2 separate regions of the Mus musculus genome follow, and region 1 is linked to region 2. The links are chromatin loops, found by intact Hi-C in ENCODE. Cell type or tissue: heart. All regions are shown on one strand. Links, peaks and the distances in the headings refer to the core of each region. The heading gives the core; the rest is flanking DNA.

Evidence for each region. Hi-C counts contacts between places; a loop is a spot of excess contacts. Peaks named below come from ENCODE experiments on the same cell type or tissue, not always from the same donor. Only the 100,000 strongest peaks of a DNase experiment are listed, where the experiment ranks them.
Region 1: a loop joins it to region 2, with 2.0 times the contacts of the local background. A loop is called at or near these places in 5 of 42 quality-filtered maps.

Annotation. Positions count from the first base shown.
Region 1 is chr15:66,915,449-66,923,783 of GRCm38, forward strand. Ccn4 (cellular communication network factor 4) reads left to right here. Exons shown (of 5, transcript NM_018865.3): 4 at 1,829-2,022; 5 at 3,707-7,753. The coding sequence ends at 4,006. Among named protein-coding and RNA genes, the nearest start is that of Ccn4, 28 kb to the left of the region's middle. In heart, for the core only: no CTCF peak of the experiment used is centred there; a DNase peak (open chromatin) is centred at 4,193.
Region 2 is chr15:67,037,519-67,045,853 of GRCm38, forward strand. Gm31342 (a long non-coding RNA gene) reads left to right here and starts at 2,075. Exons shown (of 3, transcript XR_384160.3): 1 at 2,075-2,735; 2 at 3,092-3,312; 3 at 5,551-5,590. In heart, for the core only: a CTCF peak has its summit at 4,819; DNase peaks (open chromatin) are centred at 2,033, 2,933 and 8,003; H3K4me3 peaks cover 1,562 bases; H3K27ac peaks cover 1,765 bases.

The DNA of each region.
Region 1 (8,335 bases), core at 196-8,195, 120 kb before region 2:
ATCCATCTCTGTGTCTCTCTCTGTCTCTCCATCTCTGTGTCTGTCTCTGTCTCTCGTGTGTGTGTGTATGTGTGTGTGTGTGTGTGTGTGTGTGGTTCCTCTCCCTAACCCCTTTCTTCCATTTACTATGAGTGCACAGGTGGGATGTCTGTCTGTCTGTCCCACATTTCTGCAGGCTGTTCTGCCTCACCTACCATCTAATTACCTGTCTCCCTCCATAGCTCACCACTCTCCCCTGCTTACCTCTGGCTAAGTATGCACTGATCAGATGCTACATTCTGTATGTTCATAGGACCAGCAAGGAGCAAATAATACAACTTGTCCATAGTTGAGTAACAGGACCAGCTGCCATGTAGAGGGATTCACTAATCCAAGGACATCTGATGCACTGTCACATGCATGATTCTGTCCTCTCAGACCCCAGACCTGGGAACTCTGTTCTTGTTCTCTTTAACATAGCGGAACTGGGGCCTATAGGTGAGAGCCAGCTCACTGGACCCCACAATTTGCAAACTAGTGCAGTGCAGAGAGATGAACCCAGGGATTGTGACACAGAAGTCTATGGTCTCTTCAGCTGCTATGTTCTGGATTTACTGAGATGGGATGTCAGATACCGGACTCACCTTTGAACTTTCAGATATATACTTCATTTCTGAGGGGCTGTAGGATGGACAGTGTCTTAAAAAAGCAAAAAAACAAAAAACAAAAAAAACAAACAAACAGATCCTGCTCAATGACTTGTAGATGCATGGCATAAACTCAGTCAAAATCTCCACCCTTTCCAGTAGCCCCACAAGGTAGATATCCTTCTAATTCGATGACTGAGGCCCAGTAAGTACTGTGTGAAGGTCCCAGAGCTTGTAGGTGGTCACTGTATTCTTACTTTTCTGGTTGCTGTAACTAAATACCTGAAGAAAGCAATTTACAAGAGAAAGGGCTTATTTTGCTTCGAATTTTAAGAAGGGATGCAGGGGCTAGAGAGATGACTCATGTTTCAAGAGTGCTTGCTGCTCTTCCAAAGAACCTAATTTGGTTCCCAGCACTTATATATAGCTACCTGGTGGTTCACAGTTGCCTGTAATACCAGTTCCACGGGTTCAAATGCCCTCTTCTGGTCTACCCCAGGACAAGCACACACATGGCATTCATACACAGACATAAACACAGACACACAAGTAAAAATAAATGTAAAAATAAAATCTCATGTTAATGAAAACAAAAAGAGATACCATCCATCGTAGTGGGAAAGGTGTCAGTGGCAGGAGATGGTGTCTGGTCATGTGGCATCCAGTCTGGAGAGATGAGTAGTGGTACTCAGCCCACTTTCTCCTTTCTATTCAGTCTGGAACCCCAGTTTATGCCCATAGTTAAAGTGGGTCTTCTCAGTTCTCTTAGCCCAATGTAGAAAATCCTTGCCAGACATCCCCAGAGCTCTGTCTCCTAGGTGGCTCTAGACCCTGTCCAATTTACAGATAATAGTAACCATCATAGAAACCTGGGGTCCACTCAGCTCTAACGATGATTAGATCAATGATTCTTCTGTGATTTTATGTTGCATCACTTGGTCAGAGAAGAAAATGTTAAGGAGGAGAATGTAATCCCCCTACCTAGGTGTGGCTACTAAGTAGAAGGTAGTTAGTCCTCCTGTGGGGAGGAAGAGCCCAATTCTTTCTGTCTGTCTTGTCTAAATTCTTCACCTGTCTATTGGTCTCTGCCTCTTTCTGCGTCTTGTGAATTCTAAATAGCTTTTTTTTCCCATGGTAATGGTGAGGGCTGCCGGAGCTCGTGGAGGCTACAGACTCATAGGTTCTGTGGTATTCCTCTACAGCAGCGTCAGGCGCCGTGGAGCAACGGTATGAGAACTGCATAGCCTACACTAGTCCCTGGAGCCCCTGCTCTACCACCTGTGGCCTAGGTATCTCCACTCGGATCTCTAACGTCAATGCCCGGTGCTGGCCAGAGCAGGAAAGTCGCCTCTGCAACCTGCGGCCATGTGATGTGGACATCCAACTACACATCAAGGTAAGTTCAGGGCAGGGCTAGGCCCCTTAGGAAGGTATAGGCATGGTGAGCATGTATAGCTGACTTGAGCCTGACCACTAAACTTCTTGGGAGTCATTTAAGAAAAGGGGCTTGGCAGGCCTTGGGGCTGCTAGGCTTGTCCAGGATGGATTCCACTGAATGAATGCTTTTGTAGTTGACCATCCTATCAGAAGCAAGGTCACTCCAAGGGGATATCAGGAGCCATCTGGGTTCTTTGTGTTGTGATTCTGAAGGATCTACACCATCTTTCATCCCCTTAGCTTCTTCCCACATCCACCAACACAGGACAGCTACCTGGGCAATGTGAGGACTGTGAACTAGAGCTTGAAACACATGGTGTCAGATGCCGCTCTGCTGTTAGTGTTCACAGGTGTGGCCAGTCTCCGGCTATCATTAAGCTTCAGTTCCTTTCCTGTGAATATAACATTGGTATTAATCCCCGAATCTTCCCCCAGCTTTGAGAGTCTAAGATGATACAAGTACAACATCAAGGACATGTATACTAAACTGCAAAAGAAATGAGTCTTTCCTGTCTAACTCAGTACCCTTCACTCACGCCTTAGTGCTTGACCTACCTGATGATCATATCAAGCAAAGAAAACTTGTCAGGGCTCATCCCTGGCTCTATTTGCGGACGAAGCAGGGTAGGTTCTTCAGATGCTGAGGAAAGGCTGCCAGTTACCAGGACAACCCTGTTTCCCACCACCATCATCAGACATGGGGCTTGCTCCTTATCCTTAACGTAGCACCTTGTCATCTTTGATGGATGCATACTTTCCTTTCTACTCTTCACACTCTGCTGTGCCAACCTTTGGTGCCAGCAGGTCCTTTATGAATGTCTCCTAATTGGAAGTATGGGTGTGAAATACCCAGTATAAGGAACAATAAAACAAGGACCCTAATCTGGGCTCTAAAAATCTATCACAAGTCTGGGCCCTTCGCTAGAAGCTCATGATTCCTCTCCCATCTCCACCATCATCTACCCTGGGTAGGTTTGTTCCCCCGATTGGATAATCTGCAAGCTCTACCCGCACTGGATGTGTTCTGAGCCCAGCTCTGCTAGGATGCTGATAATAGAACCTAACACTAGCACAGGGCATTTAGTAATTGCCTACTGTAGACCAGCTTCAAGGTTATATTAGTGAGATACAGAAAGAGGCCAGAGTATCAAGGAGCCCACAGCCTCCTAGAAGGCTACAATTGTATTTGAATAACGTCAATTCTGAATTTGTGAGAAAGAGAGGTGGTGGGGTAGATGGGACAGATGAGAGCAAAATGTGCCTCTGATTAATGATGGAATTCCATGTCAGCTCAGCTGCTTGCTAGCTGGGGAGCTTGGTTAGCTAAAAGAGGATTCTTGTGCTGGTGACACTGACACATGGGTACCAAAATGGAAAAAAAAATCAGGAGAGAAGGGAGACTGCTAGCTGTGATATCTGAGCTCAGCATGGTAATGCCCTCCTGCAATCCTTGGTTTACATGTGTTATGTGGCAAGGTCTTGTTTTGTTGGCTGATGTCCTTCATTACTTAAAGAGTCTGTGAATCTGGAGCAAAGATGACGCCTGCCATGCACAATGATGGGAAGGGAGGATTTGGCGTTTGGAGGGAGCATGGTGGCTATACATCACCAGTACTAACCAAGGCTCCTTTCCCTTCCTGAAGGCAGGGAAGAAATGCCTGGCTGTGTACCAGCCAGAGGAGGCCACGAACTTCACTCTCGCAGGCTGTGTCAGCACACGCACCTACCGACCCAAGTACTGCGGAGTCTGTACTGACAATAGGTGTTGCATCCCCTACAAGTCCAAGACCATCAGTGTGGATTTCCAGTGTCCAGAGGGGCCAGGTTTCTCCCGGCAGGTCCTATGGATTAATGCTTGCTTCTGCAACCTGAGCTGCAGGAATCCTAACGATATCTTTGCTGACTTGGAATCTTACCCTGACTTCGAAGAGATTGCCAATTAGGTGGGTGTGTGGCTCAGGGTAAAGTTCCATGCTGCAAAGCAGCCAGCCCTTTGTGGTCCAGGACTTCACAATTGAGCCTTATTTCATCTACTTCCTACTCGATTCTGAATTCCCAGTTTCTGTTCCTGTTTTGACAATCGTAATGGCCCAGGAGAGTGCTGCTCAGGCTCAGACAATGGGTTCCTCCTTGGGGACATTCTACATCATTCCAAGGAAAACACATCTCTGACTGTTCACAATGGAAGCAAAGCCTGGCCCAGCTAGTCTGGCTCCAGCCTGGGCAAGTTGTCAGAAGTTGTGATGGGATTGTCCAAGGAAAAGCATCAGCTGAAGAACCAGTATCATGAAGTCCTTCCTCAGATGCCAAGCCTAGGGATGCTGGGATCCTTTCAGACAGATGGATGGGATTGGGGACACAGGAATAAGCTATTATTTTACCCTTGCCAAATGATACTATCCTGGGTATTTCTGCCTAAAACATACCAAAAGTGTTCTTGTTCCACTGATCTGTATATCACAAGTCACCAAACATTTTCCAGGTGAGGACCATAGTTGTGTCATTCTGTTTTGCTATTGAAAATCATTTTAAAAAGAAGGAAAAAAAAAAAAGAAAAGAAAAGAAAGTCATTTCATTAACTTGGGCACTTTCTCCTCTCACCCCATATTCTATAAAGGGCTAAACTTGGGTTCTTGTTGATCAGGAATGTAATTTGAGAAGTCTTACTTTTGCAGGGAGATGGTAGCCCTCAATTCATCCCGTAGGGATGGGACAAGGCCAGCCAATCTTTCAAGCCATAGCTGGGCAGGTCACTGAATCTGCTGCTGGCCAAGTTCTTAGGACAATTAGCCAAAATCTGGGCCTCTCTCTCCCTAGGGTTCATGGGAGTTGGTAGGGACCGTAGAGTGACTTGTCTGTTGTCTCAAAAAGTAAGATGGAAAGATGTTCTCATGGCCCTTAGAAGACTCTTTTGAAGTCTACGCCAGACCTAACAGAATATGTGCATCAAACAAACAAGTGGATCACCCTCCCATGGCCTGGGTGACCTCTAGCAGTCACCCAGTGACTGTGGTAAGGCCACAGTAGTCCCTGGACCCAGGACAAATCTTTTTTGTTTCAGTGACCTACTTTACAGCCTCAGTGTCTATGAAGAAAGTTAACTCAGTTTTCTCATCTGAAGACAGAAGTCGACCAGCCATTCAGAAATGGGGATCTATTTAGTAGTGGTAAACGTTAAAGAGTTTGTAAGCTAAAGAAATATTTTTTTTCCTAAGTGATAATGAGGTTGTTACCTATTTTAGAGGTAGAATTTTCTGTCATCATCCTTTTATTGTGTTCTACATACTACCCATTGTTCTCAATATTTGCCACACATTTACTCATTGAAACTTGCTGATAACACAGAGGACTTCCCTTAATGATTTCTGTTCTTGACACTGTGAAATATCAATTCAAAGAGGCTAATAAGTTCAATCAAAGTCACCTATCTGAAGACTCATAGCCAGAGAAGATTGCCTTCATATTTCCCCTTTGCTTCTGGACCTTGTAAACATGTCAGGGCAGGAAAGCATACAGAAGTCAGCAGCTTGCCCTCTTAGTATTGGCTCTCTAGCCCCTTTCACGTAAGAGGAGAGTGTGTCTAGGTACTAAGGATCCAACCTAAACTGGACAGAAAAGGGCATGTGCATTATCCCCTGTGGCTCCTCCTGCCCTGGAATCAGAACTAGCTTACAGCATGCTTTTATATGATGATTCAGTTTGCCCCACACCATACATATGGGCATATGGGAGAACTATACACACACTCATAAATGGATTTGTAAGTAGGAAAGGGGACTTGAGATTTCCCCTCCTTCCTGCAACTTCCCAAAGGCCTGGCCTTATGCAAGGCAAACAGTGGTGCTTAAGATGTATTTTGGGAAGAAAATACTATATATATATATTCCTATTTTTCCTTAGAAGCCTTTTCTTCCAGGATCTCATCTTAACAGTAAGAAATCCTCTCTTAAGAGAGGCCTAGTATTTTGAGTAAACATATGTTCATATGTGTACAAGTACTTGTATGTAAATATAAGTTACCACTGTGGGTTATTAATTAGGTAAATTTTATGTGGTATCATATTTGATTTTCTTCTATTGGAAAAATCTGCCTTAACAGCTAACTCTGTAAGAACTTCCATAGGAGCCATAAGCTAGGGTCTTCCCAGGTATCCATCCTCTTTTGGGAAACTGAGCTGAGCATCTTCAACCAAAGGAGTTAGGGTGATCATTGGGAATAGGAGAAAGGGATGGCCAGGGTAGCTCCATCGTTATTTAGAAACAGACCTGGCATACAGAACGACCAGAGGAACCAACCTTCTTTGAACCAAGGGAAAAAGACTTGGATGTAATATATAGAAGCTTTTTCTAATAGTCAGAAACAGACTTTAATTGTATGGCCTGGTTCAAGGAAAGTTAAGAATGTCCATTATCGTTAAAAACAAAAGTCCATTATTGATAGCTTATTTGGTGCTAAGCCCTACGGTGCATTTTGTCCGGCTATCACTTAGCAGAGCCATGCTCAGTACACAGTCTTTCTCTATTCAATAAATAGAAACGCTGAAGCTCAAAGGCACTGAGGAGCTGAGGCTCAGAAGCATGTTTAGTCCACTCTATCAGGGGGGGAAGAGATCTTGACGGAACCTAAATGACTACTATTGGAAACTCATATTTGAAAGCTTTCAGAAGTCCCACCCCCACCCCATCCCCAGATGCTTAGAAACTAAAGAAGCAATGAGGATGAGCTAGCCTTCAGTGAAGAGGTTCACTACTGCACCAAGAGTGAATGTCTTAGGTGTACTTAGTCATTGGACAGGGAGACCTGAGTGAGTTTGTGAACCTGCAGCTTACTAAACCTTACAATGAGCATTTGGAGAGCCAAGACTGCTTCTCGGCGCTTTACTGACATGGCTTGCTTAATCTTCTCAGTGAGCCCAAGAGTCAGGGCGTTACCACTGCCCATTTTAGGGCTGAGAAAGCAAAATCTCCAGGAGTTAAGTGATTTGCTCAAGTTTTTAACCAACCGAGGCACTGCAGATAAACTCCGAAGCCCAGTGTCATGTAACATGCCCATGCCATCTCTCCGGACACGCAGCCCATTTTCCTGTTCCTAAACCAAAGGCTCAGAGTCACCAGAACCAACTCACAGGACAGTGCAGAAATTCTAATGTCGAGGGTGATTAGAGACTGATCAAAGAAAGTAATTTCAAATGATATGATTGTTTGTAAGCACCCTAGTTAATTCTGGACTACATATGCATAGAGATTGTGAAGAACATTACAGCCTGTGACTATAACGTTGACTTCTGTCATTTCTTTTTAAAGACTTGTTTTTTTTTTTTTACTCAAAGGACCCACAGTGACAGCCCTGAATGGTTGAGAAGCATTGATTAGCTGTGAGTCCTGCATATGTATGTATGTGTGTGTGTGTGTGTGTATTTGTATGTACTTATCTATTTTCAAACTGTGATTGTGTATTTAAATATTCCTCCTGCCATTTTGTAAGTGATTACGCATAAAGAAACACCTTTGAATGTCCTAATAAAGGAGAGCTAGCCCTTGGGCGGCCTGTCACATTTTGCCACTTTCCTCATTTTTCTCATGATCTGTGTAGCAGGGAATGTGTTTGTTCAACCATGATGAGTTTTCATTGTTCAAATTCTTTGTTTACAGCTTTTCTCCTTAAAGCAATAAATCATCAGCAACAGTAACTTCTTTGATTTGGATTTGGTTTTGGTTTTTTTGGTCTTTTTTTTTTTTTTTTTTTCCTTCTACATTCTGCTGTTAGGAGGCAAAGATCAAGGACTGGATGTGTTCAACCAATGTGTGGGTTGGAGAAATGAAGTTCCAGATATTGGATAGAAGGGAATAAAAATGGCATACGTATTTGAAGATGAACCTAGAAACAGATTCTGAAGCCCAGAGGACACTGGTGTTGGGACACATTATTCCTGGACAGACCTGAGCAAACCTCCACTCATCCCAGATGGGGATTCGGCCATAGGGCAGCTGCACCACAGAAAATGCACCCCAGCATGAGTGGCAGCTCAGGGAAGTGAGACTTTTCCTACTCGCTGTATGTCTTGAAGGTTAGAACATCTCTCTTGGGCAGCTCAGTGGATCTGTCTTTCTCAGCAATCCTGCTGATCAGTCTGTTTTAGGCAGATAAATTGGCCTTTGTTTCCTGAGTAGTTCTTACTATTTCCATAGGCTTAGGCATGCAGACTTGTGTTTCTGGTTAGTTTTAGGGACTTTTTGAGTATCCTGAGTCATTTGCTTCTTGACTCTTAGAT
Region 2 (8,335 bases), core at 202-8,201:
CAGCCTTGGCTTGTACCCTGTGGGCAACCGATCCCAGGAGAGCAAAATGCCACCTTCTGCAAACTCAGCAAAGCCTTGGGGACCCTCACTGGGCTGATGGTTTCATAACTGCAGATGGGTGCTCCCAGGGGTCAGAGTCACGGCTGAACTGTGTCCATGCCTCTCCCCTAAATAGAAGTCTATGTTCTCACCCGAGACTAGGAATATGTTACCTTATATAGTAAAAGGACTTTAAACAAGTTTGTTTAAGTTAAGGGTCCTGAGACGAGGGCATTGCCCTGAGTCACCCTGATGGCAACAGTGTGAGGAAATCTGAGGGAAAGAGAAGGGTGACCACAGGTCCAGATGGTGGGTGGAGGAAGGGCATGGAATAGAAGCATGCATGAACCACCAGAAGCTAGAAGCACCTAGCAAGTGGATCCCCACGAAGCCTGAAGAAACAAACTAACACACCTTTTTTTTCTAGAAACACCCCCTTCAGTCAGCTGACCTCTCCAGAGAAGTGAGGTAATACATCTGCATGGGTTTCAGTCACTCACAATGTGGTGGACAACATAAAGGTGAATAAACCCTGCTTATGGCCCCCTTATGCACACCTTCAAGAACCTCTGATGGCCTACCCAAGAGGTGGTGGGCCCTAGGGCAGAGAAAAGGCTGAGCACTGGCCAGTGGGAAGGAGGCTGAAAAGAGTCGTCATATTCTTCATTTAGACGAGGTTCAAGAGCAGGTGAGGCATCAATGGGAGGGAGGTCTTTTTAAAAGAGAGAGTATGATGTAGCTCAGGTAGCCTTGCCATATAGCCAAGGATGACCTTGAATTTCCGATCCTCCTGCGTCTACCTTCAAGTACTGGGATAACAGAATTCCACTACAGTGCCTAGTTTCTGTGATGCTGAGTGAGGATCAAACTCAGGGCTTTGGGCATGCCAGGCAAGCACTCTAGCAACTGAGCTACATCCCAACTCCAAGAAGCTGGGTAATCTCTTGGGAGTGGATATTAACCAGGGAGGAATGGGAGGATGTCTTGGTCTCTGAGTGGATCTGAGATGCCCACAAATGTCAAATAGCTTCCCACCACCCTTGAGTTCTTTTCTCTGTGCCAGTCATCCTCTAAACAGATGACTGTGGGGAAAAAATAGCAGAAAAGGCTTTCTCAGCCTTCTTCCGTCTGTGCTCTCCCCTAGTTGCTGATTGAATGTTCAGGGACTTCCTGTGCAGAGGAGCCTGGGATATACCTTAGGTGGGCAGCACATGGGAACTGTTGGACTGGTTTGTAGCAACCTGCACTGGTCTGGTGGTCTCCTCATCCTCTCTGCCACCTAAGAAGTGTTAGGCCCAGGAAGAAGTTAGGGCCCAGCCCAGGGTCAAGACAAGTAGGCAAATAAATATGTCAAGGAATAAAATGATGGATGACCATACGCCAGCTAGATGGGAGCACGTTCTGTGTCATACAAACGGGGAGGTGGTGTTCCCATGTCCTTTTGGCTGAGCACCCACGTGGCAGGGAAGGAGCATAAAGAGGTATTATCAGCCTCCAAATCCTACTGAGATGGGAGGTGGCAGGGGTCACTGGCAGGCTATCTTCTCATCCGTGCTGGCCCCTTCCCACATAGAGTGCTTTGCCTTCTGCATGGCTTGTGTCCCAGGTCCCCAGAGAGAGAGGCACAGACAGTTAAGGACTGTTTGAAGATCTGCAAGAAACCACAGGAAGAACAAGAATGGAGAGCCTTGCCCATGTCTCTCCTTTTCAGGGGCCCTGTAATAGAGACTTTCTCTCTTGTGGATTCAACTCTAGAAAGAGCAGGGGGCGCGGTGTGGGTTCAGCTCTAGAACCTCAAGGGGGCCCTTGGCTGCTACTCTGGGATATGTGTATTCTTTCCTCTGTCCCTGCTTCGCGGCTACCTTCCCAAGCTGGAGAAGTGGAAGGCTGCGGTCTGAAGATCCAGGAGGGCGGTGGCTCCTCCGGCAGCCACGCCCACTTCAAGAGAGATGTGCTGCAGCTCACACCCTCCCAGAAATCACTAGGCCGGAAGTGGACTGAGCTTGGCCAGATCCACAATGGGCGGTGGTAGGGGGAGGGCTGGAACGTGCAGCCTGACACCTGCACCCTAGAAGTTTGTACACGGACAAGGCAGCCGCTCTTTCTTCTCAGCAGGGGCTTGGGAAACTCCTCCCTTCTCAACTCTCTCCCTCTCTATAAGCTTAATCAAGGCCACTGAGCTGAAGCCCCTGCAAAGTGAAAGTAACCTGCCTTGCCCGTAGTAGTTTTGCATAGCTACGTGAGACAACTGCTTCTCACCGCCCCCGCCATCCTCGCTTCCCCCTTCCTCCCTATCCCCCCCTCCACCCCGTGCTGCTGGCTGGGGTGTTAGGGTGAATCACTGTCCGACTCAGATCCCTCTTGCCCATTTTAGAGAAAGAAAGCTGAGGTAAAGAAAAGGGAGGTGAAATTGAGGGAGTAAAGACACCATAATCTTGACATGTGGCAAAGGAATTGAATTTGTAACTTTGTTTCAGCCAAATCTATTACATTCCAGAAACTGAGCTACCATGACTGCTAAGTAGGTACATTTCAGTATATATATAGGACATATAGGGTCCCACACCCTTCTTCTCAAGTTCAGATAAGTACGTTAACACAGCCAGGAACTGGAAACCAACAGAGATGGGATTTGAAGCCTGCTATTCTGAGGCTGGATTCTGGAAGTTTCCTCCATCAGTGAACTACTGTCAAAGGTATAGGATGTGCGGTTTTTGCTCCGGTCTGGCTCTCCTCGCTCAGCGCTTAGACTGCCTTTGCGTCTGGGTACCGGGATGCCCCTGGGGAATGGTGGGCTTAGGACGCTGACTGCCAGGTGGAGGAACTGCTGAGAGCGGTGCGGGTGGGGGTGGGGTGGGGAGAGATCTAGATAAACTGCCGCTAGATGAGAGATTCCCAGAGCTCCACATGCTGCAGAGAGGAAATTATCAGGACTAGTCATAGGACTTGGGGAGAGGCTAGGCTGTACAATGCTGGCTCAACAAGGTGTTTGGGGTGGGGTTGGAGTCTAGGCCAAGAACTCCGGAACGTTACCACTCTGCCATTCTTCCAGGGAAGGGCCCCACACACAAGGTAGCTGGAAGCAAGGATTCCTCTGTGGAGCTGAAGGTGCATGGGAAAACCCCCACCCAGGACAGCCATCCAGTTTCCCTCATGACTGAGTACTTGGTAGCCAGAGAATGATGGGCCCACTGCTTAGTTCTTAAAACTGCAGCAGACAGCAACACACCCCCACCTTGTCAACAACGTTTCAATGAAAGTCACAGCCACAGGGTAAGTGCTAGGCAGGTACCTCTGCCTTCTCTCCTGTCCCGTTTTCAGAGAGGGTAAATTCTCTAGAGGGGAAACAGCTTCTGTTTTTAAATACTGATTCATTTTGGAGAAAGCTAAAAAAAAAATAGTTTTAGGAAGCTGGAGAGAGAACTCAGTGGGTTCTAGTGCTTGTTGCAAATCCATAAAGACCCGAGTTCAAATCTCTAGCAGGGTGTGGCTGGACAGGACACCCGAAGTCCCCACAACCAATGTCCTCCTCTGGCCTCTGCATGGGGATACCTCCGTGCAGCACCCGCCTACACACACACACACACACACACACACACCCCATTTCAGTCTAGTGGAGTGGTTCTTGAACTCATAAGGTAGAAGCAGAAGATTCAGGAATTCAAGGCCATCCTTCACTGCATAGTGAGTTTGACGCCAAAACTATAGCTTGCCTCTACTCCCAGACCAAAAAAAGCAACAGGAAAGAGATTTATTTAGAGAAGGAGCAGACCTCAGGTAGAAGCCACCCACGCTCTTCCTGGCATGCCCTCCTGGGTTCCCTGATTCACCACTGACACCGTCGTCTCACAGTTACTTTTGTATAAAATGTGAATTGATGTGACTGGCAGTCTCTTTCCTCCCTTCAGAAAATAGGCTTCCGGAGAAGGGATGTTCTGGACTCCTGCTAACCATAGAAACTGCAGGGTCCAGATTGTATCTGGTACATAGTAGGCAGTCCGTAAATTTCTGTTTGATGAGTGAATGATAGCTGCTGTCACAGTAATAACAGTGCGAAGAACTGACTAAAGAGAGAAGAGCAGGCAGGGTGTCTGGGGAGGGGCTCCACACAGACAATGTCAAAGAAAGAGTCACCTAGTAAGGAGAACAGTCTGTGAAGCCACTCTCAGTAGGTTTGTAAGATGTCACCCATGATGACCCACAGCTTGGTAGCTGTGGCAGCTGTTGGCACCAGTGACTTCCTGCCTTTTCCTGTGTACCAGGCACCAATCCCTGCGTCTCTCCGCCCTGCTCCTCAGTCCCTGTTTGAACTGGAAAAATGGTTATTGGTTCACCGCTCGAGAATACGATCACTACCACAATTTAAAGCCGAATTTGAAGCAAACTTTAATTAAATACATGCCAGGAAGATGGACTCTGGCCAGGTCTACCCCTTGGTTCCCAGGAAAATGGTCACAAATCACTTTTTTTTTTTTTTGCTGGGACTTAAAAGGTAAAACCCATAATTCACCACATTTCCCACCAGGTCCAATCAAGGGCAAGCATACATCTTGATGTATTTCCTGCCCTTGTACCTTCTGCCACATTCGATCAAGCAAATCTGGTGCAGACAGGTCAAACAAATGTAGGGACAACAGGAATGTATTCTTCACTACAAACAGAACTCATCTCATAACCTGCCAGGCATATTTCGCCTGTTTTGGTCTCCTGGATACTCAAAACTCATCACTGCAAAGATCTGGAACCTTTCAGAGTCAGAGTGGAAGGGCACCCCAAGAGGCAGGGTGCAGTAGTGCTGCCTGCTTTTGGTGGATGCAGAGGCCCAGTAGGCACAGCTCAGGCCACCTGGGCCAATTGAGCCAGACCCTCTCCATAAGTGTATCACTGTGTTGGTCAGTGTTCCAGAGCCAGGAAAGGCCATGTTACATCCTCCAACATCACATTCTAATTGAGTGATCTTGATCCATAAGAGTCCCTATTCAGATATTGGCTTTCTACAAGTTCTGGCACACATGAGCATATATATGTGGGTGAACACACACACACACACACACACACACACACACACACACACACACACACAAGGTATGTTGGTATGTTTTGCCTAATGTGGTTAATATGAATATTCATGATTTACATGCAAAATCCCCCTTTCTAGATTTAGCCTGTTTCATATTGAATCTGGAATGTAGAATGTTCCCCCTAAAGGTTCATGTGTTGAAAACTTGGGCAGCAGATGGGAGTGTCATTCAGTGGTTGGTCGGAATGTCAAGATGTGTGTCTAGTTAGAGGATGTATATAAGCCCTTGAAAGGAATCTCTCTGTCTTTGTCTCTGTCTCTGTCTGTGTATATGTGTGTGTATGTGTGTGTGTATGTATGTATGTGTGTGTGTGTGTGTTTGCACAAATGGAGATTGGAGAATGTCTTAGTTAGAGTTTTACTGCTGTGAACAGACACCGTGACTAAGCCAACTCTTATAAGGACAACATTTAATTGGGGCTGGTTTACAGGTTCAGAGGTTCAGTCCAGTATCATCAAGGAGAGAACATGGCAGCATCCAGGCAGGCATGGTGCAGGAGGAGCTGAGAGTCCTACATCTTCATCTGAAGGCTGCTAGCAGAATACTGACTTCCAGGCAGCTAGGAATAAGGTACTAAAACTCACGCCTAGAGTGGCACACCTACTCCAACAAGGCCACACCTCCAAATAGTGCCACTCCCTAGGCCAAGCATATACAAACCACTATAGAGGATAACCTTAGGTGTTGGTCTTAACCTTTTGACTTATCTGAAGCAGTTTCTTCCTTTCATTGTGTGCACCAGGCTTGTTGTACCACAGTTTCCAGTGATTGTCTCTGCCTCCCACATCTCTGTAGGAGTGCTGAGATTAGCAGTAGGAACTACTACATCCGATTTTATATAGGTTTGGGGGATTAGAACTCAGATCTTCACAGTTGTTGTTAATCCCACTGGTCAAGAATAAGACCACTGTGTTTGAGCCAAATCTGAAACAAGCTTTAATTAAATACTGGCTGGGATGGTGGACTCCGGTCAGGTTTGTTACTGGGCTCCCAGAAAATGATAACAAGTGTAGGTAGCTATTCCAGAGTGAGGAGGGGATGTGAAAGGGTCCATGTGGAGGTCAGAGGTTGATACCCAGTGTCTTGTGTGGCTCGCCACCTTTTTTTTTTCCCCTTTGAGGCAGAGTCTTTCACTAAATCTGGAGCACAACAATTCAATGAGACTATCTGCCAGAAAGCACCAGGAGTGCCTCTGTCTTTGATTCCTCAGATCTACAATTACAGGGGTGCCACACCCAGCTTTTTTGGGGATGCTCAGAATTCCAACCGAAGTCTTCATATTTGTACAGCAAGCCCCTTGCTGTCTGAGCCATCTCCCCCGCATCTTAAATGCTTTTATGTCCCAGCCACAGTTATACTCCCTAACACACAAATGAGCCATCACAACCCCATTTCTCTTTATATCAGTGCTTCTCAGCCTTCCAATGCTGCAACCCTTTAATATGGTTCCTTAGACTGTGGTGGCCCCAACCATAACATTATTTCATTATTACTTCGTACCTGTGTCCTGCCATTTGCCCCATAGCTAGAATGACTCCTACCAGTACTGAAAAATGCCCTGGTGGCCCGTCATCTTCCTGGCAACCAGGAGGACAGAGAGGGTCCAATCATGAAACCCCTGGACTCCCAGCAATGATACAGTTGTAGTAGATTTCAATCTCGAGGTTGCCACTTTACAGCTGCGTGTCTCTGATGAAATGAGTTCACCTCCCTTGAGTTCGGATCACCAGGAGGACGGGTGCTGAGGCAGGAGTACTCACTGACTTAGTGTGGTCCAGCATGAGCTGGGAATTGAAGCACACCACCAAGGTGATAGGATCCCAACCCTCAGCTTGTTTTGCCCCATCCCTGGCCTAAGCAAACTTCTCAACCCATCACTCGGAGGCTCAGAGACACAGTGCTCCAGAAAATAGTTATGTGGAAGCTGAGCCAGGGCCCTTGGGTGCAGGCTTTGTTTTGGAAACAACCGCCCTCAGGCTGGGAGGAGGGGACTGTGCCCCAAGTCTGACTCTGCGCCCCAGAACTCAGGTCCTCTGTGCCTGCCTCTGTAAATAAGGGTAGCGCAGGCTTGATAACCTGCCCCTCCCCAACCCTGGCTCGCTCTAAGTTGTTTCCCAGAAAAGCTAAATGTCAGGACCTAGAGCACCAACCCAAATTCAGCACCGTGTGTGTTTTTGTAGCTCCAGAGAGCTAGGAATGGTTTTTATACTTCTGAAAAAATAATTAAAAAAAAAAAAAGAATCAGAAGAATAATATTTTCTAACATTTGAAAAATGACAGAATTCAAATGTTAGTGTCCATAAATAGCGTTGTACTGGGATGCGGCCAGGAGCGCTCACTTACATGTTGTCTAGGGCAGCTCTCTGGCTCCCAACTCTCTGGCTTTTCCTGGAAAAAGCAGCTGCCTCTTGCCCTGGAGCCATTTCAGTAGAGCAGTTACCTGCATACAGGCCTATGGTGTGAGCTTCCTCGACCACCTCCCCTTGTGAACACAACACCTGAGAAAACAACTTAGGGAGGAGAGATTTATTTTGGCCCATGGTTTCAGGTTATTTAGTTTATGCTGAACCTCTGGGTGAGGGGGGAACTTCCTTACCTCTAGGCGGAGAGGAGGCAGGGAGAACAGCGCCAGGAGGGATCACCCCCAGAACACATCTTCTGCAACCAGTCAGGAAGTTTCATGCCCCACCCCCAAGCCAATAGATTATTTAAATTTCTAATCAATGAGCCTTCCTGGTGCAATCATTTCTGGATGAACACTCCCTCCCTGACGGGAGAGCTGTGCCTCACTAATCTTCTAGGATCTTACACTGACTAGGAAGAATAAACATTGCACCCTATTTCACAGGAAGTCACTTCTGAGAGCCGGTGGGGAGGGTTGACCTCAAAACAGGAGTCTTGTGGGAAGTGAGGGTAAACCCAGTACAGCCTCTAACATAATTACCTCACCAGATGGAGAGTGACTACAGGAAGTCAGGAATCTGCACCAGTGTAGTCTCTTTAATAACTGTAACCTTTCCGTTCATTGACAACTGCTGTTTAGCATGTCAGTATGGAGCCTTGGCTCTAAGGGACCAAAACCACTTGAATTCCTTATGCCTTATGGCAGTAACCATGCTAGAGACAGTTGGACAGACTGTCCACTGCATAACCTCTAGACATGCTACTTCTTTCACTGTTATCCATATCTGTATCAATAAGGATAATTTTCTACA